Linked DNA regions of Homo sapiens: all the other regions are linked to region 1. Evidence: chromatin loops called from intact Hi-C (ENCODE). Cell type or tissue: HepG2. All regions are shown on one strand. Each heading gives the region's core, and the rest is flanking DNA. Links, peaks and the distances in the headings are about the cores only.

Region 1 (7,738 bases), core at 1,661-6,660:
CACCGCCTGATCCATCTATCATCCCCCTGATCCATCTATCATCTATCATCATCCATCGATCAGGGGGATGGATGTCCTGACAAAGATGTGAGCATCCCCTTCTCTTTCAGCCCATCAAGAAGGGCAGCACAGGGAAAGAGGTGAGGTTAACACAAAATCCCAAAGAATTCTGGAGTTCCTTTTAGAAAAGTTGTCCCTCAGGGAACAATTGTTCATTGCTGTCCAAGGGGCTTTGTCCAGTTTTCTCAATTGACTACAAAACATTCTGGGTATTGCATACCTGTGGCTTTACTCACAAAGAGGATCCTTTAGGACTGATTTCTTCTTGAACAAAATGCCTGGAATCCTCAGGTCCCTCTCATTTAGGAAAGATATTTTATCCAACAGGGATTATCTTGCTAAATAGGAATAGGTGACAACTGGGCAATTTAACACCCAGAGATTATGTTGCCCAAGAAACTCACTTTTTGAAGGTGATGACCATGAAGTCCAGAGGGATAAGGGACTGGTCTACCCTTGCATGGCCTGCCAGTGTTGAGGACAAAGTGCTAGTAGATAAGGGGCACATGTATCAACATCTACAAGATGCGGTCTAGTTTTATATTTCAAAAGTTGAAGATCAAAGCAAAGACAGTCAAAAGTGGGGTTTTCTAGGCTTCATTTAAATGAATGAAGAAATATAATGCACCTACAACCACAGCCTTCTTTCTATGTAGATAAACTGCCTCTCCTTAGTAACGATTACAATGGGCCTAGAGTAGGTGAGGATCATTGAGTACTCATTTTTACAAATTCTTCTCTTGCAATCTAGGGATTTAATGACTTTCTTATTTTCCCAGTGCTTTTCCGGAAGAGGTGTTCTGTAGAAAGGACCTACCCAGTGCTTATCTTCCTGTGATGTGAATAATATGGAGTGTACTGATGGTATCTCTCACATGCACAGCATTTTTTCTGCTCCAGGGGATACTGCCTTGTGTCTATTGCTCTAGTTTCCCTCTTCCTAGCACTAAAACCCTTCCTATATCTCTCTCAACTTACTCATAGAATTCAAGCATTTGAGAGCCTGAGGAAACTTAAAATGAACTAGTCTAGTGGCTTTCAAATTTCTTTTAACCACAACTCATGGTCAAAAACATAGTTATGCCACCAACCAGTACACACACACATACACAGACACATGTACAGAAACGAAACAAATTTTTTAAGGCAATACTTACTCTTACTTTGTGTGATGTATTCTGATTTTTAAATATTTTATTTAATTTCATTAAAAATGTCTAGATAGGCATACTAAATTGACTTTATGACCCATCATTGGAGGTGTGACTAACAGTTTGAAAAACACAGATTTGGTCAAATTCTTTAATTTTATAAATAAGAAAAGAAATGAGAACAGATTTTATGTGTCTTATGCAAGAATTGGACCCAAATATGAATAGAATTCTCAATCCAGTCATGCAAAGCTGCAAGCCTTGTTTGCAAGAAGCTGAAGCATCTAATATTTTACCCCTGAAAGGTTAAAAACATATCTCTTTATAATTTCTTTTTTTAAAAGATAGATTTTTTCCCATAATCTACAGCTAATAGAAGAGATGATTTTGGTAAAAGTGTTAAGAAGTGACTGAAGAAGGATAACTCAACAAATATTCATTTTATAGGCATGTATTAGTGCCTAACATGTACTGAGCACAGTCTGACCTAGAGACATAGAGATAGATGAGATAATGGTATAATTTTGGATCAGGGTGTGCCAACAGGCATAGAAAGAAAGGAACTAATTCGATTCATGCTGTGAAGGATTATACATGACTGATTGGTTATGCAAAATTGACAAATATTTAATGAATGCCCATTACGGTGATTGTATTTTCTAAAACTCAATTTAATGTAACAAGAATGTATACATAAGAGGACAACAGGTAGATGATTTTAAGTTAAGCCTGAGAGGGGTGGTGATAATAATTATGAACCTGCCCTGAAAATTCAGGAGGTATGGTTGCTATTAATCACGCACCCAACCCTTAGAGTCACCAATTGTTTCAAATTTCAGGACTCACGAGAAAGCATTTCCTTATTTTGACCAGATTTTCTTGTTGGCAAATTGATGGATGTTTTCTCTTTCAAGTAGTCACTGCTAATCTGTCTGCCTGTCATGGAGCTTAGTGGTTTCAACTTCAGATTTCATTTCTCAGCCTTTTTTCTTGTTAAGCTACATGCTTTTCTGTCTTAGCTAAGGATGCTTGACAAGTACTTTGCCAAAACATGCAGTGAAATGAACACACCCTCATCTTCAGAGAAAGAACACTCCTTTTTATTCCACGGAAACCATAATTCCCAAGCCAGTGAGATTATCTGTGGTCTTTTCTCTTTATCCCCTCCTTTTGCCCTTTAGGGGAGAGAAGAGTGTGGAGGGAGGAATCGGGGAAGCCCAGTGCCGTACTGATGCTCTGGACTTTGTTTTTGGAGGTAGCCTGTGATGCAGGGCAGAAAAGAGCTGATGCCTTGGAGAGAGACTGGGAGAGGCTGGAGTTAATAGAGGGTAGGTGTACTGTTCTGTCTTATTCTGCTAGCGAATTGCTCACTTTTTCAGATTCTCTGGCTTGCTTTCTCCTTGTAGAGAGCCTCTCGAGCCTTTTGAGCCTCCCCTCAGAAAATCTGAAAATTGAGGAAGGAAGACACTAACTTCCTAAATTAAAATAGATCAGTTACCTAGTTGACACCAAGTTACCTATGTGATAAATAATTTTTCTTTACTTTTTTTTTCTTTAGATAATTGTTTTTTTTTACTGATACATTTTATGAAATTGGGGTGCGTGAAAAAGTGGTAAGGTTCTAGTTAACTTTTTTTTTAGCGCTTGCTCTGTGGCTTGGTCCTCAAGTACTACTAGATTTCAGTAGTTGGTGGAGGCATTCTGAGTCTTTGGTAAAGGATTCTAATCATGCTGTGAAGATTATGCTGCTGTATGAATAGATAACAGCCATCAGAAAAAGTTAGTGACTCTTATTAGCTTGCGACATTTGTTTGGGGGAGTTTGCATCCAGCTTGTAACTGTTATGAAAGTGATTACTATATAAACGGAATGTTCCCTCACATGTCCAGGTCTTCCATCCTGTCCAAGGGATAAAACAAGACATTTTATCTGAGTTAAAATGTCAGTTGTCACAGTACCTTCTTTCTTGCCAACATCACAGTGCAGGTGAGGCAGAGCATATACATTCCCTAAATTAAGGGAGGCAAAGAGAGGGGTGGAAATAGAAACTATGGAAATAGAAAATAACAAGGAGCAGGCTAGTACATGAAATCCACAAATTGTGAAAGATTAGTCATAGTGTAATGTATTCTGGACAGTGTAAAAATCTTCAGTTGTTTGAAATTAGGAATGAAGATAAGTAATAAGTGCCATCTCAGGATAAGATCCACCATTATCATGTCAGATCATGTCCTCTTTGCTGGGAATATATATATTTTTCTTTTTTTCTTGTTCTCATTTGCACTGAAGGACTAAGCTGGGAATATTTTTTTCCTCTAAAACGTGTATTTAAATCTAAGGATACTTATTGATAGCTGTCTTCCGAGTTCTATCAATCAGCCCACAGGTAATACCTGGGAGATTCTGTTGTGGCATTGTGGTTCAGGCCTTCTCATGCCTATTTTCTTGGAGGAGAGAGTTCTTCAGTGTTCAAATTGTTAGATGTAATATGGTTCTTTCTTAGAAAATTATGTCCTATAACTTTGGTTCTAGGACTATACTATATATAGATAGGGGCTGGACACATTGTAGATAGCAAAGCCTATATTGTCTTCAGTCCAAAAACCAAGTAAGTTTTATGGCCATCAAAAACAACTGGCACAACCTAACCCCTGATAGCAGAGGTTATCTATTTAAATATGCCTTTATAATGCTGGCATCCTTATAAACAAATGTAAGTTTCATAATGATATCTATTGGACTCACAGACTCAGAACTGGGAGGAAAACTAGAACTCCAGAGATATAAAAAAATTTATAGCTATGATTATTGTACTTTGGTGTATAAGGTGTCTTCACTAACATCAAGGACTGTCTTGTTAACAGTGTGTTGTAATATACAGATTTTAAAACATGTGCATAGTCATTGACCCCAAAACTTCAATTCTAATGGAAATAATGTAAAGTGCATGTTAAGCTCTATGCACAAAGATATTAATCACACAATCACTTATAATATTAAAGGAGTAGAGGAAACCTCAGTGTCATTTCATGGGATGAAATATCTCTTTAATTATTTTATGAAGAATATTAAGCGTAAAATGCAGGTACAGGCTTTTATATAGGATAATCTCAACTAAAAAAATAATGTATGCAATGAATATGGGTATTAGAGAAAGACTAAATTTCAGTCACAGATTTGGGTTTCTAGGCCTTACCTATCAGTTGAAGGGTAGAGCTGTGTTAGCATTAGTCGAGGAGAATTATCATGGTGTTAGTTGTTGTCTCTGGGTAATGGGAAATTATTTTCATTTTCTTTTATATTTTTACATTTTCTAAATTTTCTACAATGAGCACATGTTAATTTTATACTGGGAAAATAATCATCCTGCACTAAGAGCAAAAAAAAAAAAAAAACCTTGACATCTTAACACTGAGTTTTTCTTTTCATTTTATTTCTATTCCTTATAAATGTAGAAGGCATATTTTTCTTGAGGTGGAGGACTATGTCTGAGTCAGCTCCTTCAGCACATAGTCCTACAGAGAGACCCTTAGAGTTTGCAGGGCATTTCCTGGGCTCCGTGCTTTTAGGTTACAGCGCCACCTTTGGGATATAGCCGGCATCACTCGTTACCACCATTTGCTGATGATGTGAAATGCACAATTATACTACGATTTTGTGATGTGGGCAGCTAATTATTCAGTTATCCCAAGGGTTAAGATGTGTAGATGGAACGCATGTTATTTCTTCACTGCCTTGGTTCATTGAAACAACTCCTTGCTGGTCTTCTCATCAACTGCTTCATTCTCCTCCTATGCATGCCAAGGCAAACTTCACGAGCGATTTCAAATTCACTGTTCTCCTTTAGGCATATTCAATGGTTCTCTTTCAGATTTAACTTTCAGATTAAAATGGAAATTCCTTAACATGTCATTGATTTCCAGGTTTCTGACTCCTTCCTGTCTTGTGATGATCTGCCTTTATTCTTCAGCGTTACCAGCTGCTTCCAGCTGTCAGAGGAGCCAGTCTTTCTCCATCTTCCCTGTTTCTCTCCTTGTCTCCAATTCCATCCTATTGGCCTGGAATGCTCTTCTCATTTCTTCATCTGGCTGTTTCCTGTGGTTCCTTCCAGGCTTGGCTCAAAGTTCATTTCTTATGGGAAGCCTTTCCCAGCTCATTAATGCTAGGCCCCTCTTCTCTTCTCCCTTAACACTCATTCATACCCCCTTGTATAACTGTATCTCATACTGTATTTCAACCCTTTACTTCTTCCTGAATCTGACTGAGGTCCTTGATGGTAAGGACCCTAATTCACGTTTCTATACCTAGCCCTTAGCTCATATGCAAATAATGAAAATGCTCAAAAAACATTTAATGAATAAATGAATGAGCACTGGAATTGGTTCACGGTGATTTCCTTATAGTTTTTCTTTTCAATTTTCTTCAACTATAAAAGAAAGATCATAAGATGCATTAAATAAGAAAAATTTTGAGAAACAATTAGCCTAGTGCTAGACACATACTAGTAAATACTTGTTTTTTACTCTTTTTTTTTTTTTTAATAATTCCTATCTAGTTTCATGTTCTCTACATATGGTGGCTCATGCCACACTGATATCAAAGTCATCACCCAGTCAGTGCCTCCTTGTTAAATACATAATGTGTATTTAACAAGACTTCCTAGTCAATCAATATTTATTCTGATCACATGCATGCATGGTGACTTTTGTGCCAACACCTCACCATCACTCACCACACAAACTTGCTGCCTCCCTATCAAACACACATTCAGCCTCTCTCTTACTTTTAACTCGGTAATCTTATCAGTCTCAGAAAACCTTAGCTCTGTGAATTTCTAACGAAAGTATGGTCCTTTTTTGTTTCCCTCTCTCTTTTTTTTTCATTTTTTTAAAAGTTGTATTTTAGAATCAGGGAGTACATGTGCAGGTTTGTTACAAAGGTATATTACGTGATGCTGAGGTTTAGGATATGACTGTCACCCAGGTAGTGAGCACAGTACCAGATAGGTAGTTTTTCAGTCCTTGTCCCACACCCACCTCCACTCTAGTAAGCCCTATGTCTATTTTTCCCATCTTTATGTCCATGGGAACCCAATGTTTAGCTCCCACTTATAACTGAGAACATGCGGTACTTGGATTTCTGTTTTTGCATTAGTTCCCTTAGGGTAATCACTCCAGCTGCATCCACCTTGCTGCAAAGGACATGATTTTCTTCCTTTTTATGGCTGCATAGTATTCCATGGTGTATATGTACCACATTCCCTTTATCCAGTCCATCACTGATGGGCACATGGGTTGATTCCATGTTTTTGCTATTGTGAATAGTGCTATGATGAATATATGGGTGCATGTGTCCTTTTGGTAGAGCAATTTATTTTCCTTTGGGTATATACTCAGTAATGGGATTGCTGGGTGGAATGGTAGTTCAATTCTTAGTTTTTTGACAAATCTCCTAACTACTCTCCACAGTAGCTGGAGGAATTTACATTCCCACAAACAGTGTATCAGTGTCCACTTTTCTATGCAGCCTTCCCAACATCTGCTATTTTTTGACTTTTTAACAAAAGCCATTCTGACTGGAGTGAGATGCTGTCTTATTGTGGTTTTAATTTATATTTTGTGGTCCGCTTTTTAAGAAAAGTTTTCTTGATGCTTAGGGTCAATCTTTTATGCCAACAACAGTAAATACAGGTAGTCTTCAATTTTCATTTGTTCCCCTTTCATTTAACTCACTTTATCTACTTTATATATTGGCACCCTGACACTACCTTTCTTATGCACAGTTCAGCTAGTGAACAAACACTTTGTGCTAGCACATGCTACCTGCATGCCAACACTTCAGTAACCAGACAATACACATAGTTATCTGTAAAATGGATTTATATAATTTTATTTATGAAAATTTATATATAAATATATAAATGGATGTATATAATTTATATAAAATAATGTATATAATTGTTTGAATAGTTTTATTGATTTTTACCTTATTATTTTCAAAAATGATAAGACATCTCACAATCTTTTTTATTTATTTGCTTTCTTAATCCATAAAAGCATTGGCAAAATTGCTGCCAGTAATTCCTTCTCATTATCAACTGGGTTTCTTCAGCCTACTGTTATTTCAAGTAAGCTAAAATAGAATTTAAAGAAATTGTCTTTGCAAATTAATTTTCATGATCTGTATTTGATATTTAGTCTATGTTTAAAATATTGCAGCAATCATTCACATATTTCAAAATTTATGATAAAGTTGAAAATTATTTCATATTTACTGATATTAAGTTGGCTTTCTGCAAGTGGGATTTTTCCATGTGACATGTAAGTTTAAAGTTTAGGATTCATTTATTTGGCTTTTATGTTGCTTTGGAAAATATGATTAAAATAAATAACTTTCATCTGGTTCTTAATATTGAGAGCTCTATTTTGCTGCCTGTCATATAATTTTTTTTGTTACCGAATTTATACATAAGAAATAACTTCAAAAGAAAAGAAAAACTATTAATCAACTAAAGGCTATAATGAAAG
Region 2 (7,738 bases), core at 6-5,005, 430 kb after region 1:
TAGCTAGGAAAATATCAATGAGATATATCTAAAAGAAAGGGAGAGGGGTTTGGAAGATTACTGCCACTCTCTTTCCTTATATATTTCTTAGGACTTCTGAGGTGCTTTTATGCTTCTTGTTTTGTGTAAAGTATATATATATATATATATATATACACACACACAAAGTATATATAAACACAAAGTATATATATACACACACATATACACAAAGTATATATATATACACACAAAGTATATATATATGTACACAAAATATATATATATACACAAAAGTACTTACAAGGCATGTTCTTACCTCAAAAAGATGCCAACTTATTTATGAGAAATAGATCCTACTTTATGGAAAAGCAAAATAGGAACATGACAATAAACCAATATGATAAAGCACTGTCAGAGTTCAAAAACACCTATGATACCTAAATGTACTCATGTAGTTTGGATCAACCAGAAAGGCTGGTGACAAGAGGTACAGCTTACTTGGTAACTTAAAGAATAAGAAGGGTTTGAAAGTGAAGAGACGGTGAGAATAGCTAAAGAAGAGGAAAACAGCATAGCCTACAAGACAGGAGATGATAAAGTTTAGGGGCTATTTAGCAAATAATAAATAAATTGATTTAGAATAGAAGAAATCATGTGTTGGAAAAGAGGCTTGAAACAAGTTCGGTGTTAGAGAAGAGAATATTAAGAAACAAGTGGGAGATAGGACTTCTAAATGCTGCACTAAGGATTTCGGATTTATTCTCATGGTAAAGGAGAGCCAGCCAAGGCTTTTCTACAGGAGAGAGGTATAATCAAGCAGCGTGAAGCTGAGTCAGTAGGGGGATCAGTGAGAATAGGAAGACATCAGGGTTGGGGAAGATGAAAGCTTAGTTTAAGCATGAGTTAATTCTACCAGGATGATGGTAATTGTTATATTAAGATAGGGATGAATAAGAAATATTTCAAAGGTATAAAGGATAAGCTTGTTGACTGACTGAACTTAAGGAACAAAGTAAAAAGCAGAGTCAAAGTGGCAGAGGCTATAGCCAGGGACAACGACTACATATCCAGCCTTTTCTATGTCTCGGGGTGAAGATGCCTTTCTTATTCACTATTTCTCTCTTCAACTCCTCCACACCACCATGCAAAATCATAGCCCATCTATGCTTGACGTGCCTACATGTAGAAACCTGTGATGATCTCTCCAGCGAGAAAGCAGGTTTAATCCCTTGACAGTCCTTGACTCATAGTAAGTTCTTATTTTATTTTTAAGACCGGCATGGATGACTTTTACTTAATATCTGTTCTTTGCCATTTAATGCTAGAGCTGATGATATTGAGTGGCCATTTCACAATATGTACCTGTTCTGTGTTAGGAACACTTCTAAAAGGGGCTTGGAATTATTAATTTATACAAAAACATAAAATTTCATCTTGAATCTATAAACTTGCTTTAATACAATGAGTAAAAGTGATCATTTTAGCTTTGGATCTGAATTTCACTTGAAGGCATGCACATGGGATTAGGAGTTGGGTGAATAATCAGGACTGGAAAAGTAAACCTAGAAATTATTGACATGGATAAAGAGTTGTTGATACCCTGTGAGAAGGAACTTTGGGAAATGTGGATGGAGGAGGACAGAAAGGAGCAGAGAATAAAAGTATGAAAGCTAGCCCTGTAGGCTCAGCATTGCTTTTAGTTTATTTTAAATTCCTCTTTTATTCACTTAGAAATATGATCTTTGAACTTGTGTTTATTACAACGAAATTATACCATCAAGAAGATTTAATAATTAGGAGGGTTTTTTTTTTTCCTTTTTTGTAATTGAATTTTATTGTAATGGCAACTTAAATAAAAAAATGTAGGGTAGCACTGCCACCAAATGGCTACTTTTCAATTCTTTTTTTCTGGTATTTTTTTCTAAGGCAATGCGACAGTAAGTATGACTTTTGTAGATATATTTCAGGTTCAATAAATCATCTGTATTTGAAAAATCTTTCAATTTAGTTAAAGACTGCATTTTAAGTAGAAAAAAATTTAAATTGATAGGAAGGTGGCACAAAGGAACCTGAATGTAATGGAGGTTCTTGTCCTGAAAGTAATGTAACTGTTTGTAATGAAAACTGACATGTCGAGGTTACCACTGTAACTAAACTTCTGTCCTATGGCTCAGAGGGTCGGAGTGAAGTTCCAGTATTAAGTTAATGTTTAATGAAGACTTTTTCATTTTAAAGCATTTCCTTGACTCTTTGTCATCCTCTAGTTCCCTCCACATCTCTCTTTTTCTTTCAAACTGAACTTTAGGAAAGAAAAAATTATATTTGATTTCTCTATAATACTCCTTCCTGCTTACCCAGCACTCCCTGGAAATTCTTTTGGCAAAGCTCATCAATGGCTATTCTTTCACTTAAATCCAATGGGCGCTTATACTTTAATTGAACCCATTCTTACCTTGCTGTGATTTTTCTGTTGTTGTTGTTAACATCATTGGCTGCTCCCACTCCTTACCATATTCTCTCTTCATGGCTTCAGGGTCCTGCCACTTTGGTTTTCTCTGTTATCTCAGTGGCTATTCAGATCTGGCCTGTCACAGCTGTGTTTCTCTTACCCTCCCCTTAAAATGTGATTTTTCTTGTGGTTCTATCCTTAGCCCTTTTTTATTTTGGTTGACAATTTTCTCTGGATAGGTCCTCTATTCCCATGGCCTCAACTATCACCTATTTGGGAGTGTCTCCCAGAATTATATCTCCAGCTCAAATCTCTCATCTGAGTTCCAAATCCGCATATTCATATATTCATCTTGGACATCCCACATGTTTCTAATGTTTACCATGTTCAAACTTTAGTTGCTCACTCTCCTCTTGCCCATAAGCACATCTTTCCTCCCTGTTTCAGTGAGTTGTACCATCTACCTGTTTGCCTTCATGGAACACAAAAGAATAATTTCTAACTCTGTCCTTGATTGCCTCATCCATCTAGATACTTGTAGGCTCTCTGTGGAGTCCATCTACTTCTTTCAGTCATCACTGCTTCCTCCTTGGCTTAGGTCCTTATCATTTTTACCTGGAATATCAGATCAGATCAGATGCAGTGACCCCCATCTGATCTCCATGAACTTAAATTTGTCTTCTTATTTGTCTTCCACATTATTGCCTAGAATGATATTTTTGAAATGTGTTTCTCTCTGTAATGAGTTAAAATTCTTCACAGTCCCTGTGATCTTCATAATAAAGTCTATTTTTTTAGCATAGCATATAGATCTTTATATCTTATGGCCTTTTATAACCTTTCTAACTCCCCCCAACCCTAATCTTATGTGGTAGCTGTTCTCAACTGATTGAAGTTGGGGACCCCTGAAGGACATTGTTTGCCTTTTGCCTCCAGACCCTTCTACAGTGGTTGCCTTGTTTGTCCCACTCCTACTAGTCCCTAGTCTCTTAGCTCAGAGTTTTTCCAGTTACCTGTTCTATTCCACCTACCCTGTTTGGATTTGAATTTTAATGCTCTACTTCTGTGCTCTTGTAACATTTTGTGCTCACCCACATAGTAGAGTAATCACATTCTCAAAGTATTTGTTTTTCTCTCTCCCTGGAATAAGATCTTCTTGGAGCCATCGAGAGACTATGTCTATCTTTATATCCCTAGGCTTTTGCATTTGCTATGGTGAAATTTGTCCCTAAAAGCTGATATGTTGGAAACTTAATCCCCAATGCAACAGTGTTGAGAGGTGAGACCTTTAGTAGGTGATTAGGTCATGAGGGCTCTGCTCTCATGAATGGATTACTGTCCTTATCATGAGAATGGGTTTATTATCATGAAAGCTTATTGTAAAAGCAAGTTCAGCCCCCTGTTGCTCCTCTCTCCCTCTCTCCCTCTCCCTCTCACTCGTGCTCTTTTGCCCTTCCACCTTCTGCCATGGGATGGGCCCTCGCCAAATGTGAACTCCTTGATCTTGGACTTCCCAGACTTCATAACTGTAAGAAATAAATCTCTGTTCTTTAAAAATTAACCAGTCTCAGGTATTCTGTTATAGCAGCACAAAATGAATGAAGACAGTATCTGGGCACATAATTAGAAACTGATAAATGTCTGTTGAATGAATGAATGAATGAATGAATAAAAGGTTGAACAAATATTCTCTCTCCTTTGCCTTCTCATGACAACTTAGAATCCATTTCCTCTCAACATGAATTATTTCATTTTATTATTTCAGTGCTCTGCCAATGGATTTATGACCCAAACTACCAACAACTCTAGCCAAGGTTTTTGTGGTACTATGGGATCAGGAATGAAAAATGGAGGGCAGGAAACCATTGAAATGATGAAAGGAGGAAACCAGACCTTGGAATCCTGCCGGGGGGCTGGGCATCATCATACCCTGGACTCCTGCAGGGGAGGACACACGGAGGTGGACAACTGCAGATACACTTACTCGGAGTGGCACAGTTTTACTCAACCCCGTCTCGGTGAAGTGAGTTTCCTTAGGTGTTTTGAGTCTAAAATTTAAACCTCCGAATGGAGAAAAATAGACAATTCAAATTAACATATATTTTCTGTATTTTTCTGTGGGCTCTCTCTTGCTTGCTCTGTTCATTTTCCCGTGCTCTTTGATTTTGTTACATTATTTAATTTAAAAGAGATTTTATTTCATTTTTCATATTTCATTTAATTTATAAAATCCCATAAATATAGGATGTTTTTAATATTCTTCACTAACGTCTCATTTTTAGTTGTGTATTTACCTCATGAACCCTTTTGATATAGAAGATCGTGAAAGTAATTCTAGTTCCTCACAATTACAAACTTTTCAAATGAAATCTGTATTTCTCTGTGAAAACACCAACATTTGTATGCAGTTTTAGGATAAAGATTAAATAGCATGATTTATATATATTTTTATCTTATTGCAAATTGACAAAATTTAATTGTATATGTTTATGGGGCACAAAGTGATATTATGATTTATGTCTGCAATGTAGAATGATTAAATCACACTTAACATATGCATCACCTCAAATACTTATTTTTTGTGGTGAGAACATTTGAAATGTACTTTCTTTGCAATTTTGAAATATAACATATACTATTATTAACTATAGTCACCATTGCAGGACATATTTTAAATATACAAAGCACCATGCGAATGTAAAGTGCTTTTATTTTAAGGAAAGCAAGAATATGAAAGAAAGAAGGAATTAAAATAAGGAATTCTCTGTTCATACCAAAATCACCTATGAAGCAGAAGCTTTTTTCTTTCTTTTCTTTTTTTTTTTTTTTTTTTTTTTTTTTTAAGGCAGGGTCTTGCTCTGTCGCTGAGGCTGGAGTTCAGTGGTGCAATCTCCACTCACTGCAGCCTTGACCTCCTGGGCTCAGGTGATCCTTCTATGTCAGCCTCCTGAGTAGCTTGGACTACAGGTATACACCACCACACCTGGATAAATTTTGTATTTTTTGTGGAGAAGGTGTTTTGCCATGTTGCCCAGGTTGGTCTCCAATTCCCAGGCTCAAGTGATCCACCCACCTTGGCCTCCCAAAGTGCCGGGATTATACGCATGAGCCACTTGGCTTGGCAAAATCCTCTATGAAGCTTTTAAAACATAACTAATGGCTGTGTTCTACTCTAAAAGATTCTAATTTAATGAATTTGGGGTTTTTTGTTTGTTTTGTTTTTGTTTTACATTTCCGAGATGATTCAAATGTGCAGCTAGGTAGAAAGCCACTGGATTAGACACTCTTCTGGACTAAATTTTTACCTCTTTTATCAGAGGATACCAGTGCCATTGCAGGACAAACAGTAGACCTTTAATCCTTGAATGGAATGCAAATGGGTGATACTCTGGTATAGGGCTGTAGGTTATGTATCCATAGCATTTTGGAGGGTCAAATTCAAGTGTTAATTCTTTTTCTACTTCTAGACAGTCAGTATTTATGTAATATCAGGTTGAGATGGAGTGAAGCTTAAGACATAGTCTTAGGAGGGTTCCTCAGTTGCACACCAGGTAATGGGAGGTAAGGCTAACAATGTCATGAAGAAAGAACGTAAGCCATGCCAATGAACTCCACATAGGCAAGGAGTGGGCACACAGGTGAGGAAAGGGAGGAGACATGGCAGTTGACGAGTTGGCAGACAGGCCAGTGGCAGAGAGGGTAGATGTGGCTGAATGCATGGCGTCTTCATTATAAAAGCCCAGTTTTTGCAATATGGGTCATGTTCATTCTTTTTAATTTCATTGAACTTTTCGATGCATGTATATATTTTGCCATGTTTGAGTATCTTGGAAACTTGCTTCTGAAGTTAATGTGGTAAATCCTACCTAGTTTATAACTGCATATAATAGTGATTCAAGTTAACATGTATTGTACCTTTAATATGTGCTGGGCATAATAAGTGTATTATGCGTCATTATTTTGTCATTAATTTCTAAAATAATCTTGTTAGGTGGTCACTGAGACTAAAGGATATTTGGTCACTTGCCCAAAGTCATATAGCTAGTTGGTAAAGCCAGAGCTTTGACTCACAACCAAGGCTGTTTGACATCCTATCTCAAACTCCTAACCAGTATGACTATTGTCTCTATTTTTTAGACTAGACTGACCTCTGTGTATAAAATTTAGGGATAAGCATTTAATGACAACTTGAATGTACTTAAATATAAAACTTGTATACATAATTTTTTATTTATATGGAGCACTAGAAATGTAAACTATACTGACTTTATGGTATGGTTGTGATATAGACCAATCATTTGCATTTTCTGTGTGTAGGAATCCATTAGAGGACACACTGGTTAAAAATTAAACATAAAAGGTAAATAAAAATAAATTTTATGTTCATATATTTAAGTTGTTTAAAACTATAATGCAATTCATTTTTTAAAAAATTTTACAGAAATTGCATCGATGTAATCAGAATGAAGACCGCATGCCATCCCAAGATTATGTCCTCACTTATAACTATGAGGGAAGAGGATCTCCAGCTGGTTCTGTGGGCTGCTGCAGTGAAAAGCAGGAAGAAGATGGCCTTGACTTTTTAAATAATTTGGAACCCAAATTTATTACATTAGCAGAAGCATGCACAAAGAGATAATGTCACAGTGCTACAATTAGGTCTTTGTCAGACATTCTGGAGGTTTCCAAAAATAATATTGTAAAGTTCAATTTCAACATGTATGTATATGATGATTTTTTTCTCAATTTTGAATTATGCTACTCACCAATTTATATTTTTAAAGCAAGTTGTTGCTTATCTTTTCCAAAAAGTGAAAAATGTTAAAACAGACAACTGGTAAATCTCAAACTCCAGCACTGGAATTAAGGTCTCTAAAGCATCTGCTCTTTTTTTTTTTTACGGATATTTTAGTAATAAATATGCTGGATAAATATTAGTCCAACAATAGCTAAGTTATGCTAATATCACATTATTATGTATTCACTTTAAGTGATAGTTTAAAAAATAAACAAGAAATATTGAGTATCACTATGTGAAGAAAGTTTTGGAAAAGAAACAATGAAGACTGAATTAAATTAAAAATGTTGCAGCTCATAAAGAATTGGGACTCACCCCTACTGCACTACCAAATTCATTTGACTTTGGAGGCAAAATGTGTTGAAGTGCCCTATGAAGTAGCAATTTTCTATAGGAATATAGTTGGAAATAAATGTGTGTGTGTATATTATTATTAATCAATGCAATATTTAAAATGAAATGAGAACAAAGAGGAAAATGGTAAAAACTTGAAATGAGGCTGGGGTATA
Region 3 (7,738 bases), core at 1,121-6,120, 81 kb before region 1:
CCCTGGTTTATCCCCAATCCATTCTTAAAGAGCTTTCAACTTTGGCTGAAATAATCTGAAAGAAATAAAATGAGATAAAATAAAGGGAGTGGATGCCACTTGTTTATTTCCTCTGGTCACACATCCTGACTTTTCTATTTGTATTGGCAGAGCTGGTGGTCTGGTCTGTAGTAGCGTCCATAGCCACAAAGAAGGCTCTGTAGTCTACAGTCATAGAAATGTACATGTTCAGAAGAGTTCAAGTGACCCAGTGCAGTCAGGGTGGACCAGTGAGTTTGGTGATCTGCTCTGATAAATCTGACGTGGGTCAGATTTATGTTGGAATTCACCTACTGCACTTTTCTCTTCTTAATCTTATTTTGGGGACAGGAGGAAGAAAAGACAGTTTTTATAACATTTATTTTACGGCTAACCAGCATAACTTATTTAGAAAATTCCAACTTAAAAGTCCAACTTACAGATGATCTAGACATTTATATACTCCTATAGCAGTCTCACTCAACAGCTGATTTAAATATGTAATTATATTTTTCACAATTGCTAATTTAAAAAAAAAGAGCAATATTTTGAACTTTTAATTTTTGAACTCTGAATTTGAACTTTAGATAATAATAAATATTTTAAGTCTGACAGTAATAAAGTACATGACTTACCAAAATCTTTCACCTGTTCTTCGGATGTTTGGGCTAATCTGAATGTAACAAATATGATTTTAGGTGAGTCATATTGAAGTTAGTTACAAAGAGGAAGACAGTTTCTTTGAAAGCTTTTTATTAACTCATAGAATTTTAAAATATGCATTTAGCAATGCTTTGCTACACTTGACTTGTTCATTCATGCTGTGAATTCTTATTTCAAGTAAAGTTTTGTATATTCATGGACAGTTCCTATTTTTTCCCTTGACATAGGGCTTTTTAATATTTAATCTTCTTTTCTACTCCAGTTATTTTTATTTTCTAATTGGGATGTTAACAGTGGTTTTCAAGCTTGAGTGGCATTAGAATCACCTTGATAAAACACAGATTACTGAGTCCCGCCTTAGAGTGTCTGACTCAGTAGGTCTGGATGGGGTCCAAGAATTTGTATCTAACAAGTTTCCTGGGGATGCTGATGCTGCTTGGCCCCAAAAGTGGGACCACACTTTTGGAAACCACTGTGTAAAATCACATGGTAGCATAGGAAAGGGAAGAAGAGGAGAGCCTGGATAATTCATAAACTGGATAATGAGCCCCTAGTTACAGACAGATGTGTGAAAAGATGTGTTCTAAATCAGGCAATTCAGGCCGGGCTCAGTGGCTCACGCCTGTAAGCTCACACCTGTAATCCCAGCACTTTGGGAGGCAGAGGTAGGCAGATCACCTGTGGTCAGGAGTTCAAGACTAACCTGGCCAACATGGTGAAACTCCATCTCTACTAAAAATACAAAAATTAGCCAGGTGTGGTGGTGCATGCCTGTAATCCCAGCTACTAGGGAGGCTGAGGCACAAGAATCACTTGAACCCAGGAGGCGGAGGTTGCAGTGAGCCGAGATGGCGCCACTGCACTCCAGCCTGGGTGACGGAATGAGACTCTATCTCAAGAATAAATAAAATAAAATAAAATAAAATAAAATAAAATAAAATAAAATAAAATAAATCAGGCAGTTCAGTAACTGTGAATTCTCCCCATCACAAAAAGATTTTTCATTTTACAAGTATTCATCAACTACAATTGAACTGTAGGAAAACACTTTAGGTAGTGTTTTCCCCTGGTTTATACCTCTTCTTCTAGTTTAACTTTTACTGGTCCTAAGCATTTGTCACTCAAAAAATACCATTTTATGGTGTTGGGAAAACTGGCTAGCCACATGCAGAAAACTGAAACTGGACCCCTTCCTTACACTTTATACAAAAATTAACTCATGATGGATTAAAGACTTAAATGTAAGACCTAAAACCATAAAAATCCTAGAAGAAAACCTAGGCAATACCATTCAGGATATAGGCATTGGCAAAGACTTCATGACTAAAACACCTAAAGCAATGGCAACAAAAGCCAAAATTGACAAATGGGATCTAATTAAACTAAAGAGCTTCTGCACAGCAAAAGAAACCATCATCAGAGTGAACAGGCAACCTACAGAATGGGAGAAAATTTTTGCAATCTATCCATCTGACAAAGGGCTAATATCCAGAATCTACAAGGAACTTAAACAAATTTACAAGAAAAAAACACTCAGCCCTATCAAAAGGTGGGTGAAGGATATGAACAGACACTTCTCAAAAGAAGACATTTATGCAGCCAACAAACATGAAAAAAAGCTCATCATCACTGGTCATTAGGGGAATGCAAATCAAAACCACAATGAGATACCATCTCACACCAGTTAGAATGGCGATCATTAAAAAGCCAGGAAACAACAGATGCTGGAGAGGATATGGAGAAATAGGAATGCTTTTACACTGTTGGTGGGACTGTAAATTAGTTCAACCATTGTGGAAGACAGTGTGGCGATTCATCAAGGATCTAGAACCAGAAATACCATTTGACTCAGCAATCCCATTACTGGGTATATACCCATAAGATTATAAATCATTCTACTATAAAGACACATGCACACATATGTTTATTGAGGCACTATTCACAACAGCAAAAACTTGGAACCAACCCAAATGCCCATCAATGATAGACTGGATAAAGAAAATGTGGTACATATACACCATGGAATACTATGCAGCCATAAAAAAGGATGAGCTCATGTCCTTTGCAGGGACATGGATGAAGCTGGAAACCATCATTCTCAGCAAACTAACACAAGAACAGAAAACCAAACACCACATGTTCTCACTTATAAGTGGGGAGTTGAACAACGAGAACACATGGACACAGGGAGGGGAACGTCACACACTGCGGCCTGTTGAGGCTGTGGGGGTAGGGGAGGGATAGTACTAGGAGAAATACCTAATACAGATGACGAGTTGATGGGTGCAGCAAACCACAATGGCATGTGTAAACCTATGTAACAAACCTGCACGTTCTGCACATGTACCCCAGAACTTAAAGTATAATTAAAAAAAAAGAAAAAACAAAAAAGCAAAACGATACTTTTTCTTTTCCTTGAAGTCGTTGGATTGCTCAAACAAGCAAACTAACTAAAATACAATTTCAATTCAAAATAGCATTTATTAAATGACTAGACATGTAAAAAATATTTTACTCTTTTATTGGTAGGTGTTTTCTGTAATGGCCACAAATGCTTTTGGAATTAGGCAAAATATAAATAAAGCTGTATAACAGACTTCACAAAATTTGATAAACAAAAATTATAGGTTGTCTCCACTCTTTTGCTGCAATATATTCCTGAACTGAAAAGTAAAATGAAGAAAATGATTTCTTTTCACTGGGCAGTTTAAGAAAACCAAGAGCTTCAGACTGTCCTTTTTTACCATTAGATGGCACTGGCCTGTCAGTAAGGCAAACTGCAGGAACTACCAGAAATTAACCGACAGGCAATTCCAAGGTCTAAAGTGGGAAGCAGGCGTTTCATTGGTCTCAAATAAGTGGATCAGCAAAATTGAAAAGAGTGAAAATCAAGGGCTTTAGAAAGTTATATGTACAGTTTTGCAGGATTATATCTCTGAAATGAGGTAAATCTTAATTTACATTTCTTGTTTTTTTCCTTTCTAGAATGATTCTAATTTGCAGTGAAATTAATTATCTAGTTCCAGAAGTTCGGACCTTATTGATGACTCACTGTAGCAAACTGCTGTAAGGGGAATTCACGATGATGCCTCTGGGTTGACAGACAGGCATTTGGTGCCAGGTGAACCTGGGTTTGATTCAGTTTCACCCATTATTAACTTTCATTAAATCCAGTGACTGGCACACAGCGGATATTCAAAAAATGTCAAGTTCTTGTCCTTATACTCCTTTCTCCACTGTAAGCTCCAGGATTGCAGGGGGCAGTTCACATGTCCTTAGAAGACTGTTGGTCATATAGTAGACGCCCAATTTGTGACTGCTAAATGCATAAAATTTAAACAAAAATTTACTACTCGGCCAGGTGCGGTGGCTCACGCCTGTAATCCCAGCACTTTGGGAGGCTGAGGCGGGCCAGGTCAAGAGACCAAGACCATTCTGGCCAACATGGTGAAACTCTGTCTCTACTAAAAATACAAAAATTAGATGGGCGTGGTGGCGTGCACCTGTAGTCCCAGCTACTCGGGAGGTTGAGGCAGGAGAATCGCTGGAACCTGGGAGGCGGAAGCTGCAGTGAGCCGAGACTGCACCACTGCACTCCAGCCTGGTGAAAGAGAGAGACTCCATCTCAAAAAAAAGAAAAAAAAAAAAAAAGAAAAAAAAATTACTACTTAACCTATCTGGGCATTAAATAATTCTCTTAAACACATGAAATCCATATCATTATTCCAGCTTTTCTAAACACAGAAAGATACTTTAACTCACATTTTTAAAGAATACGTCCGTGCCCAAGGCATTTAGCTAGTTTATAGATAAAAGATACAAAGATCTTGCTCTGAAGAAGCTTACAGTTTAATAGGAGGATCAAACTACTATGAGGTAGGAAACCTTAATTGTATAACTGACGGCTATAAAAATAGTTCTGGGGAACTCAGAAAAGGCAAGATTACTTCCTTGCGGGGAAATCAGGAGAGGTTTAGCAAGGAGATAGCAATGGGCTTGGCCTTGGAAATGGAAGATAATCTGTTTCTGTGCATACAGGAGGAAGGAAAACGCACAGATGAGGGACTCCATGTGCCAGAACATGGAGATATTTGGACAAAAAATGAGAAGTAGTGCAGTTTGGCACCTAGAACTATACGATGGTGGCAAGTAGAAAATAAGGACAAAGCGTTGAGCTGAGGCTCTTCACTGATCTTATAAGGAGTGGAGAGTCGTTGCCAGCTTCTGATTAGGGAGACTATGTCGCTAGTGATTCTGAAGATTTTTTGGCAGTACTGTGCAAGATAAAAGGCAGGAGACAGTTCAGAGATTAAATTACTAAGTCAGGGAGATGGAATGAGGAACAGTATCAGGGGAATGGCAATGAGATAGACAGGTAGAAGTAGGAGTCTTTATGGGGACAAAAATCCTTGGCAATGCCCTGTGTGGGGATAATAGGGAAGGAGTCAGAGGGTGCCAACGTTTTCAGTCTGAGTGGCTAGAAAGATGCAATTTCCAGAAGACAGATTGTAGACATGTTAAGCTTAGGTCCTGGGGAAAGTATCTGAGTAGGGCGGAGAGATGCTACATAACAGAGAGCAGGGCAGTGCGGCTCAATGACGAGCATGGATTGCCTGGCCACTGGGGACATTCTCAACATCCACATGCACACTGTCCTAAGGGCAGCACCCTCTTGGCCACTGCCATTGTCTCCCACCCCTACTTGATGTCTCCTAGTAATATATGTACTGTGTCCCCCCCTCTGCCGTCTGCCCATCGTGCTAGGCCAGATAAAAAGGGGTGAGAAGCACTGCAGGTTCCTGTAAGTGAAAGGAACCCCAGAATACTGAGAAAGCAAAGGAAGGCGATAACTGAAACAAGAAATGATATGATTAATGGTTTTAAAAGAAGATGATGACTGAGCTAGGACCCTTGCCCAGTTTCTCAATTAGCACTTTTGGGGTCTAAGGAGACTGGATCATTAAATTGAGGCAGTGGGTATCAAACATTGTTTAATGTTTTTGTTTGCATTGTAGGGGGCTTGAAAGAGTGGTGGGATGGAGGTGTTTTAGACCGAGGGAAATCTGAACGGTCTCATCTCCTCTCATCTCCATCCAAAACATTCCCCAGTCAGCCAGATGGAAACTCCTTGACTGATGAAAATAATCCACAGTCAGGTGTGATTTCGAGGTGAGACCTGGAACAGTGCTTGGCACAGAGTAGGTGCTCAATATTTGTTGAGTGGACGAATGTATCAAGGCGTAATCAACCCAAGAGATATTTGCCTTTCAAAAAGAGGGTCCAGACAAGTAAAATAAATCCCTACTTAGAACCTCTTACTTTGCCTATCACTGTTTCTCAATGTGGGTGCTATAAGCATTTTGGATAGAAAAATTCTTCACACGTGCCCAATTCTTGAAGGTTCTGCAGAATGTAGAGTCTTAGCATCCCTGGACCTTGGGAACTAAATACCAGGGGCATCCTCAGGCACTGTGACAACCAAAATGCCTTCCCACCCCTTTGGCTCCCAAACCAATCTCCCTGTGGCAGTCAGGCTGCTTCTCCCTCCCAGGTACCCCATGGTCTCTGGGCTTTTCTGCCTGGCTTTGATCTCAGCTTACCAAGTCCTCAATGCCTGTTGCCTCTCTTTTTAACTGGGCGCAATTATACTTAATCACTCAAATCCTATCTCTTCTTTCTTGACTCTTTCCTGACCATCTCACCCAAAGCCCATCTTTTCATTTACTTAGTGATGTGAATACCTCCCTGAAAACACTTCCTTGGCAAGTAGCTTTTCTGGGCTTCTGTTGGCTTGAAGGCCTATCTTCCTATACATTCTTCTGCCTCACTTTCTAAGTTCAAGCAACAATGAATGTTTAGGTTCCTCTGCAGAACCATGAACTATCATTTTCAGGCCTTTTAGATGCTCTTCTCTCTACCTAGAATCTATTTCTCTTCATATCATCTCACTAATTTATAATTATTCTCAGATACCAGCTGGGATACCCAGTGCTGAGATAGTTGCTCCTTCTATAGGCTCCATGGTACTACGTTTCTCTATTATTACTCTTCTTATCGTTACCCATTTGGAAGTTAGCCATTTACTTGTTATACCATTCATTAGACTGTAAGCACCATGAGGGCAGAACATGTCTGGCTTTTTTATAGTTCTCCAGTGTTTAGCACATTGCCTAGCATCAAGCAGGGATTCACTAAATAGGGGTCATGTGTCTGGTTTCTTTTCTTATGGACATTTCTCATCTCACTATCGACCACGGTAGGAATTCTGTTGTTCCAGCTTCTTCACTCTAATCACCAAGCTTTGCATATGACAAAAACTTAATAAAAAACAAAACTGAGAAGATAGTTTCTCATCATATGTAGACTATATGTTTATAAATTGTTGTCAAAGCTATTGAAATCTGTGTCAGAGTGAAAGACAAGGGAAAAAAGCTGTGATTAAAAATTGCTCAAATAGATCTAAAAGTCCTTTATGCTTTCAGTTAAAGTTCCTTCCTTCCTTTCTTCCTTCCTCCCTCCCTCCCTTCCTTTCTTCCCTCCTTCCTTCCTTCTTTTTTTTGACAGAGTCTCCCTCTGTCACCCAGGCTGGAGTGCAGTGGCACAATCTCGGCTCACTGCAACCTCCGCCTTCCAGGTTCAAGCGATTCTCCTGCCTCAGCCTCCTGAGTAGCTGGGACTACAGGCATGTGCCACCACACCCAGCTAATTTTTTGTATTTTTAGTCGAGATGGGGTTTCACCATGCTGGCCAGGCTGGTCTCAAACTCCTGACCTCAGGTGATCCGCCCACCTTGGCCTCCCAAAGTGCTGGGATTACAGGCGTGAGCCACTGTGCCCAGCCTAAAGTTTCTAATTTTAAATATAATTTGGCAGTTTTCAAAAACACTTATCCCTATTCAATGTGTAATTTTTCCCATGTAAATTTTTCTATGTCATAAATATAGATTTTTTTGCAAAATATAGACCAGTAATTCTCACGCTTACACTTGTCTGACAATTAGATCAATTGGGAAGTTTCTATAAATACATATTTATATTGTAGTGAGCCCGCCCCAGGG
Region 4 (7,738 bases), core at 2,739-7,738, 300 kb before region 1:
GGTGTCTAGGGTCCGATCTAGGACAGGATAATTTGACATTTTAGGTAGAAAAATTGGACAGGATTGAAGAATTTGACATGAAGGCAAGGAAGGAGAATAGCATAGAACCCAGTGCCTGGTTGACTAAGTGGGTGATAGTGAATGAAGGAACAATTTTGGGGGAATGACAGTGATTTCACTTTTAGACACATGGAGTTTGTTGTTTTGTTCTGTTTTTTAGAGACAAAATTCCAGCCTGTAGCCGAGGCTGGAGTGCAGAGACACATTGAGTTTGATACTCCCAGGGATACCCATATTGGAAGCTCCAGCAAGCCTGGAGTCCAGTGTCACCAGCATGCAAGTGACCACTGAACCAGGGGAATGCAACAACCATCACTGACAGTTTGTAGAGGACACAACATCTAGGAAAGAACTTTGATGAACAACAATGGTCAGAGGGAAGGGTATTAGCAATGAGAGTTTATGTTCTGGAAAATCAAAGGGCATGTCATTAACTTGATTTACAGAGCACCATAACCCCAATATCTCTGCTCCTGGCTACTTAATACCATTCAATGATGATTATTAGAAACACTTACAATGAACATAAAATAGGCTGCTTCTTCCTCCTTTAAATCATTACTAAAATATATCCTATGTAATAATCTGCAAAGAATTTAACATCATTTAAAACAGGATTAAATAAGCTCTTTGGTTATCTTTTAGAGGAGACTTAAAAGTTATAAATATTTGCATTGACTTAAAATTTTTTAATTGCAAAACAGTCCACTTATTTTAGTCAATTTCATATTGTTTTAGTCAACCCTACTAATACTGTCAGACTTTTCCTGTTTTTGAAATTGTCAGTAATATGTCAGAATTTTTTTTTTTTTTTTTTTTGAGACGGAGTCTCGCTCTGTCGCCCAGGCTGGAGTGCAGTGGTGCGATCTCGCTCACTGCAACCTCCGCCTCCCGGGTTCACGCCATTCTCCTGCCTCAGCCTCCCGAGTAGCTGGGACTACAGACGCCCGCCAACATGCCCGGCTGATTTTTTGTATTTTTAGTAGAGATGGGGTTTCACCGTGTTAGCCAGGATGGTCTCAATCTCCTGACCTCGTGATCCGCCCATCTCGGCCTCCCAAAGTGCTGGGATTACAGGCGTGAGCCACCACGCCCGGCCATATGTCAGAATTTTTGATCAGCAAAAAACCAATGCATCTTAATTAAAAAAAATAAATTAGAAGCAGGGCTGCGAGGACATATTCCAAGGAAGCCAGAGCTGGAGTTGGGGCCAGCTGGGCCGGTGACATGGAGCCCCTGAACCAGCAAACGCACAAGCAGGTCCATGAGATACATTCTCACATGGGACACCTGGAGACGGCAGACAAGCAGTCTGTGCACTTAGTAGAAGGTGAAATCCAAGCAAGCACAGACCAGATATTCAGCCATCTAGAACATCGGGAGATTTTGTCCAGCAAGGAGCCCCCTAATAAAAGGCAGAATGCCAAACTTCGGGTTGACCAGTTTAAGTATGATGTTCAGCACCTGCAGACTGCTCTCAGAAACTTCCAGCACTGGTGCTATGCAAGGGAGCAGCAGGAGGGACAGCAAGAAGAGCTTCTATCTCGAACCTTCACCACTAACAATTCTCAATCACAATCCTCTGACAACTATTGGAGATTATTATCTGTTTAAATTACCGGCATTACAATATCTCGACATGGAAACAACACAAGTCCCACTAACAACAATTGAGAACATCCCCATGATGACTCTTGAATTGGAAAAACTAGCTGTCAGCTTCTCAGTCTGCACAATTAATCAAGAAATAATGTGGAGCCACTGGTACAAATAATGAGGCATCTCCCAGAAGTTTAACTTCCTATCCATCCAATCTCTTGGACAGATAATACCAGTTAATTACTTTGAATGTGGCTCTAAAAGCTGAGTTGGGGGCTGCTTTATGACTGGAGATGGTTTGACCTTCTCAGGTGGCTCTGATGGCTGAGCTGGTATCTCCTGCTGCAGTGGAGGACTGACCTCTTCAGTGGACTTCGGAGGATGACCTGAGGCTTCCTGCTGGGTTGCAGATGGTTCAACCTCCTTAGGGGGCTCTGGTGGCTCATCTGGGAACTCTGCTGGACTGGAGAAGGTTCTACCTCCTTAGGGGGGTCTGGAGTCTGAGCTGGGGGCTATAATTGGGTTGAGGAAGAGCCCACCTCTTTGGAGTGTTCTGGAGGCTGAGCTGGGGCCTGTTCCTGGCTTGTTGTAAGTTTCTTACCTGGCTCTGGAGTTACCGTAAGCTCCACGTCCACAGGTTTGATTGTGACACTGGGCAAGTGTGAGTGCTGAACTTCACTCCAACTTTTCAATGGAACATTTACCTCATGATGTATCAATAGTGGGGCTAGGATCTCTTCAAAGGCAGGTAGCTGCTGTGCTGGAGCCTTCTGCTCTGTTGAAGAGTGGACCCCCTCAAGGGACTGTGAAGGCAGAGCTGGGGCCTCCAGCTTTGGTTGAAGAAAGTTCTACCACCTCAGGGAGCTGTGGAAGCTGCGCTGCAGCTTCTTGCTGGAGTAGAGGACTGGATCTCTTCAGTGGTTTCTGGATTTTGAGTTTCAGGCTCTAGATGGAACTGAGAAAGTCCAGCTTGCTCAGGAGGCCCTGGAGGCTCATCTGAGCTCACCTGGAGTTCTGGAGGCAGGCTGCCCAGATACAGTATATCCATACTTGAATCTAAATACCCATTCTGCAGAGTTTGTTTCTGACGCTGAGGTTTTGATACAAATCGGTATGGAGTTCCAACAACAACCTTGGCAAGCCTTTGATGCTGAGCTAGATCTTTCTTCCGGTTCTTGGGCGAAACAGTAAAGTTCCTTGCTTTTGATTTCTATCTAGAGGTGGAACAAGTATTTCATATGCCTGATGATCTGCAGCCTGATCTAGATCTACAGTTAGAAACTTACTTTTGAGGCAAAGAGGCCGAGCTAGGGCCTGGTTCTGATCCCAGTCTAGCATTGCAACCACCTCTGGGAGACTTCTGTGCCGAGTCAGCTTGTCATTCAGATCCCAGTGTGCAGCAGCGAACTGCTCTGGCCCCGGGGCAGCTCTCCAGCTGAATCCGTGTCCAAGAATGGAACCAAACTCTGAGCCAAAGTCTCAGTCGATTCCTGAAGCGGAGCTGACGTCTGGGAGGAAGCAGAAGACCCCAGGTAATCAAAGCTCTCCCGGGTCTGCCCGGGGGTGGGGAGTTAGCTCATGGCGGCGATTCGCGTGGGAGATCGGAGGAGCGGGAAGACCAGGGCTAAGTTGGCCCCAGGGAGTCAGAGGTCAGCTGGAGCGGGTCCTGGACCCACTCCAGAGGCTAAGCCGCCTGGACTAGTAGCCACAATAGTTGCCATGTGAGGAGGGGCCCGTGGGGCCCAGAGACGCAGCCGGGACAAGACAAGCGCTGGCGCCGCGCACTGAGCAGGAGCCATTAGGGCAGCCCCGAGACGCTGGCGCCCCTGGCAACCGCGCGCCCCATCCCGTCCTTTATTAACTACACCTTTATTTACGCAGCCTTTATTAGGCTCGGGTCCAGATCCGCTCCGCGTCACCAGGGCAATCTTATCCCACAATCCAGCCCAAACCTCCCTTCCGCCCTGCCCGGCCGGAACACCCCTCCCCTCCCCTCTGCGAGGAAGAATTTGGGCCGCGGGGTCTGCGGTCCCAAGACTCCAGCAGCCTGGTGGGGTGGGGTGGGGTGGGGTGGGTTGGAGGTGCGGCAGAGCTTCCCAAGGAAGTTATGGGACCTTGCCTCGGGATATTCAGAAGTGCCAGTCCAGTTCTGGCAGCCTGAACTCTTCCTCCTCCAAGCTGAAATCCGAGAGATGCTTTTCCTCCTCTTGGCCATAGGGAAAGCAACTGACCTGCAAAATGTGCGCCAGTTAGGGTGGCAGGCAGAGCACACATTACGGTCATTTATTCCAAAATGTTGCCATTTTCGCCAAACCTTTGATATCCTTTGTTGCATGTTTGGTAATTAATTCACCACCCTATTAGGCAGGGGCTGCCGGGGAATAAACGAGGACTCCAAATTTTCTGTAGGAGGGGTTTTGGGGGGTGAGCAATTCAGTCTGGGAGAGAGAAGGCCTTTAATCCTAGTGAATAGCTCTTTGCACTAGCCTGGGAGGAAGCTGAACTGTCATCCTGCCTTGACTTAACACAGCCTTTACCCTAGAAGCTACAGCGCCACTCTTCAGAGGTCTACCCTGTGTGCACACAGGGAGAAGACGCTTAGGTTGTTAAAGTCAGCATGTTAAATAATTTTCTGAAATGCGACTATAACTAGAACCCAGCTGACTTCCCCCATAGCCATTCTTACCTATCTTATTACTGATTGTCTGGTACAATCACAAAGTGCGGTGGTACTGACACCTACCTTTTAGGGTTGTTTGAGGATTTCATGGGATAATGAATGTAGACTGCTTTGCAAACAGTGAGCTTTCAATAAAAGGGATCTATTATAAAACAATAATTAAAAAAGAAATTAGAAGCCAATAAGAAAAACATTAACATTGTGTGATGGTGGAAATATGTATGCTATATTGCTAAATTATATGTTTAAATTTCAAAAAATTAAATAGTTCAAAAATGTAGTTTTCATATTTCATTATTCAGCTGCAGCCTGCAGTGAAAACATGTCTTTTCTGTACATTTTGAGTATGCCAAGATTTAAAATCCAACCTCATGATTAGTATGTAATTCATTTATATGTCAGAGGCTACACTCATAAACGTGAATAATCATTCCCAACTTCCTTTTCTAGCTGATATTTTTTGACCCAAATTGAGTAATAAAGAGGTCTTGGTATTTCATTAGTGATTGAAGACCTCAAATTCTCTTTTATTGTGTGTGATTCTGCCACTAAGAACGGGATCATAGTAGCGCTGTGGTTTATTCAAGTTCTGATTCTTCCCACCGTGATAGCCACTGACTGCCAACATTACCGGAACCACTGTTGCCAGATGAAATGAAGGCAAGTAGGCAGAGGAAAACCATCCTGTGAGCACCCACTTCAGGCCTGTGCTCCTAGGCTAAGCTGAGCCTGCTGATGAGGGAGTCACAGAGACGTTCATCTCAAGCACTTCTCAAAGCCGCCTCTAGGGGGCAGAACAATCACAAACCTGAGAGCACTACTGAGGAAGACTCATTGTAATGTGAGCAGCCACCCAGGATTCTGCATCCTTTCCTTATAAATGTTATGTGGTGTGCCTTTTAATTCCACTCACAATTGATTTGTTTTCATGATATATGGTACCAAGCTCTAAAGTTACAAAAATATATTCTTATTCTCCAGAATCAATATTACCCAATATTACCAATTCCTTATGTATTCTTCCAGAGAATACGTGTGTATGTGTGTGTGTGTTGTGTATACAATACCCTTGCTCCTTCCTCCTTCTATATGAATGGTAGTATCCATATACTCAATTCTGTATCTTGGTTTCACTTAATATTATCTTGGATGAGATTCTATAAAAGAATACAGGAAGCTTTTTTTTGTTTATGGTTGCAAATTATTCTAGCTATGTGTATACCATAATTTTTAAATACTTCAGTAAAGGGCATTTAATTATTTCTTCAGTACTACAGAATCTTGTGTATGCATAATTTCACTTATGCATGAGTACATCTGAGGGTGGAATTCCTAGTGTAGAATTCCTAGTTCGAAGGGTATGTGAGTTTGCAACTTGATAGATACTGCCAAGTGTATCAATCAGGGCTCTCCAGAGAAACAGAACCCACATACACACATACACACACACACACATACACACACAGAGAGAGAGAGAGAGAGAGAAAGAAAGAGAATTGGCTTACACAATTGTGAGGGATGATAAATCTGAAATCTGTAAGGCAGGATGCCAAGTTAGAAACTCAGGCAAGAGTTATTGTTGTAGTCTTGAGTCTGAAATTTGTAGGGCAGGCTAGCAGGCTGGAACTCAGGAAAGACACCTATGTTTCAGCCTGGAGGTAAATTCCTTCTACTCTGGGAAACCTTCGTCTTTGTTCTTAAGACCTTTAACTGATTGGATAAGACCTATCGACATTATCAAGGGTAGCCTGCTTTACTTAGCGTCAACTGCTTAAAGATGTTAACCACATCTACAAAATATCTTCATGGCAATGCCTAGACTAGTGTTTAACCAGACAACTGCACACCCTTGCCTAGTCAAGTTGACACACATTATTTTTTTTGTAAGTTTTTATTTTTTACAGTTTTGATTCATGATGGTTTATAATGTATATGTTAGGCATTCTACTATGGAAATGTAACACAGATGTTTAACATGAAGTTGCTGACATCCACTTTTGTTGGTTTTTTTTTATACTTTAAGTTCTAGGGTACATGTGCACAACGTGCAGGTTTGATGCATAGGTATACATGTGCCATGTTGGCTTGCTTCACCCATCAACTCGTCATTTATATTAGGTATTTCTCCTAATGCTATCCCCCACCCAGCCCCCCACCCCCCGACAGGCCCCGGTGGACATACGCTGTTACAAAGACTTTCTGAAGGACTCTCATGCACATACGCCTGTAACAAGAACTTCTGCCAAGAACTTCCTAAAGTGCAGCTTGCTACATGAGTCACAAGGACAGCAAGCAGAATGCACAAGAACACTTGCCTGACACACTGTCTCCACGAATGAACCAGTGTCAACTCCTGTGATGATCCCCTGTAACCAACATTCTCTGTTTGAAAACAAATGATGTATACTTCTCCCTTTTGCCTTTAAACACTTCCCCCTGCCTCAGCCACTTTGGATGTGCCTACGGTCTCCAAAGCCTGCATATCCCAGATTTGCAAATCTTCTGTGCACACCCAAATAAGCTTATTATCTTTGAAGGGTCTCTTTCTGTTTGTTATTTAGCTTGACAGGCCTAACTCTGGTCATGAGGACCCTATGGCACGGGTGGTGAGCAGGGTGACACACATGCCAAGGTGAGCAGGGTGACACACGTGCCAATTCACATTATTTCATTCCATTTCAATCCACACAGTCTCATTCAGGTCAATGTTCCATCTTCAAATTTCTTTCCCCCGTTCAAGGGGCCTCTTGGGGACAGGGAATTGAGGGACCTCTACTCCACATGGGTGGGCGTCAGTCCTTTTGGGAACTCCCTGGTTCCTGCTCCAGGTCTGGTGTCCTTTGAAGCGCTACTGATTAGTTGTACCTTGTGGTGTTGGATATCACGATGGCACCCATAGCTGAAGTCCTGCCATTTGCCCACAATTTTGCAGTCCTTGACATCTCTCCAGCCCAGGCCTCAGGGAGCCTGCTGGTAATCTCAGCACCTCTTTGCCCCTTCCCAGGGAACACACCAGTGTCTGGATCCACAGCACACTCTGCTCAGAAGTGAGGGACTAGGAGCGGTATTTCAGGTTCATCCACCTGTCTTTCTTCTTATTGAAACCACCTTTGCAAAATTACAACTGAAGAAATTATGACAGTGAAAGAAATTAGACCTAAGCAACTCCATCTTGCTTCTAACCTTTAAGCTGTCCTTGTTCATTCCTGGGCATAGGCCAAACTAACTTTAAGAAGAAATTCAGTTCATGGTTTGACTTTAAAACAAAATTAATAACAGCCCTTTTCTGAAAAGACCCCCTTCTTGCCTGGGGACCAGTCTGCCTTTGCAGGACTGACAAATTAGCTACAAGTTTAGAAATTACAGTTTAGGAGTCATGCAGCCTCTGGCTCCAAGAGT

The links. A loop is a pair of places that touch in the nucleus more often than their neighbours do. Peaks named below come from ENCODE experiments on the same cell type or tissue, not always from the same donor. Only the 100,000 strongest peaks of a DNase experiment are listed, where the experiment ranks them.
Region 2: it touches region 1 in a loop (2.9-fold over the local background); 4 of 110 quality-filtered maps call a loop at or near these places.
Region 3: a loop joins it to region 1, with 11 times the contacts of the local background. A loop is called at or near these places in 22 of 110 quality-filtered maps.
Region 4: a loop joins it to region 1, with 17 times the contacts of the local background. A loop is called at or near these places in 7 of 110 quality-filtered maps.

Annotation. Positions count from the first base shown.
Region 1 is chr18:31,421,634-31,429,371 of GRCh38, reverse strand. DSG1-AS1 (DSG1 antisense RNA 1) reads left to right here and starts at 2,384. Exons shown (of 4, transcript NR_110788.1): 1 at 2,384-2,539. In HepG2, for the core only: a CTCF peak has its summit at 4,777; no DNase peak of the experiment used is centred there.
Region 2 is chr18:30,993,507-31,001,244 of GRCh38, reverse strand. DSC3 (desmocollin 3) reads left to right here. Exons shown (of 16, transcript NM_001941.5): 15 at 4,197-4,454; 16 at 6,873-7,738. The coding sequence ends at 7,070. Among named protein-coding and RNA genes, the nearest start is that of DSC3, 45 kb to the left of the region's middle. RefSeq lists an enhancer at 3,485-4,059. In HepG2, for the core only: a CTCF peak has its summit at 1,880; no DNase peak of the experiment used is centred there.
Region 3 is chr18:31,502,251-31,509,988 of GRCh38, reverse strand. All of the region lies in intron 1 of DSG2 (desmoglein 2), which reads right to left. Among named protein-coding and RNA genes, the nearest start is that of DSG2, 7.9 kb to the right of the region's middle. In HepG2, for the core only: a CTCF peak has its summit at 3,434 (motif pointing right); a DNase peak (open chromatin) is centred at 3,448.
Region 4 is chr18:31,719,947-31,727,684 of GRCh38, reverse strand. It overlaps a transcript of B4GALT6 not described here, the pseudogene LRRC37A7P and the pseudogene LOC390846. Among named protein-coding and RNA genes, the nearest start is that of SLC25A52, 37 kb to the left of the region's middle. RefSeq lists enhancers at 2,768-3,267, 3,234-3,333, 2,563-3,762. In HepG2, for the core only: a CTCF peak has its summit at 5,139 (motif pointing right); a DNase peak (open chromatin) is centred at 5,134; H3K27me3 peaks cover 352 bases.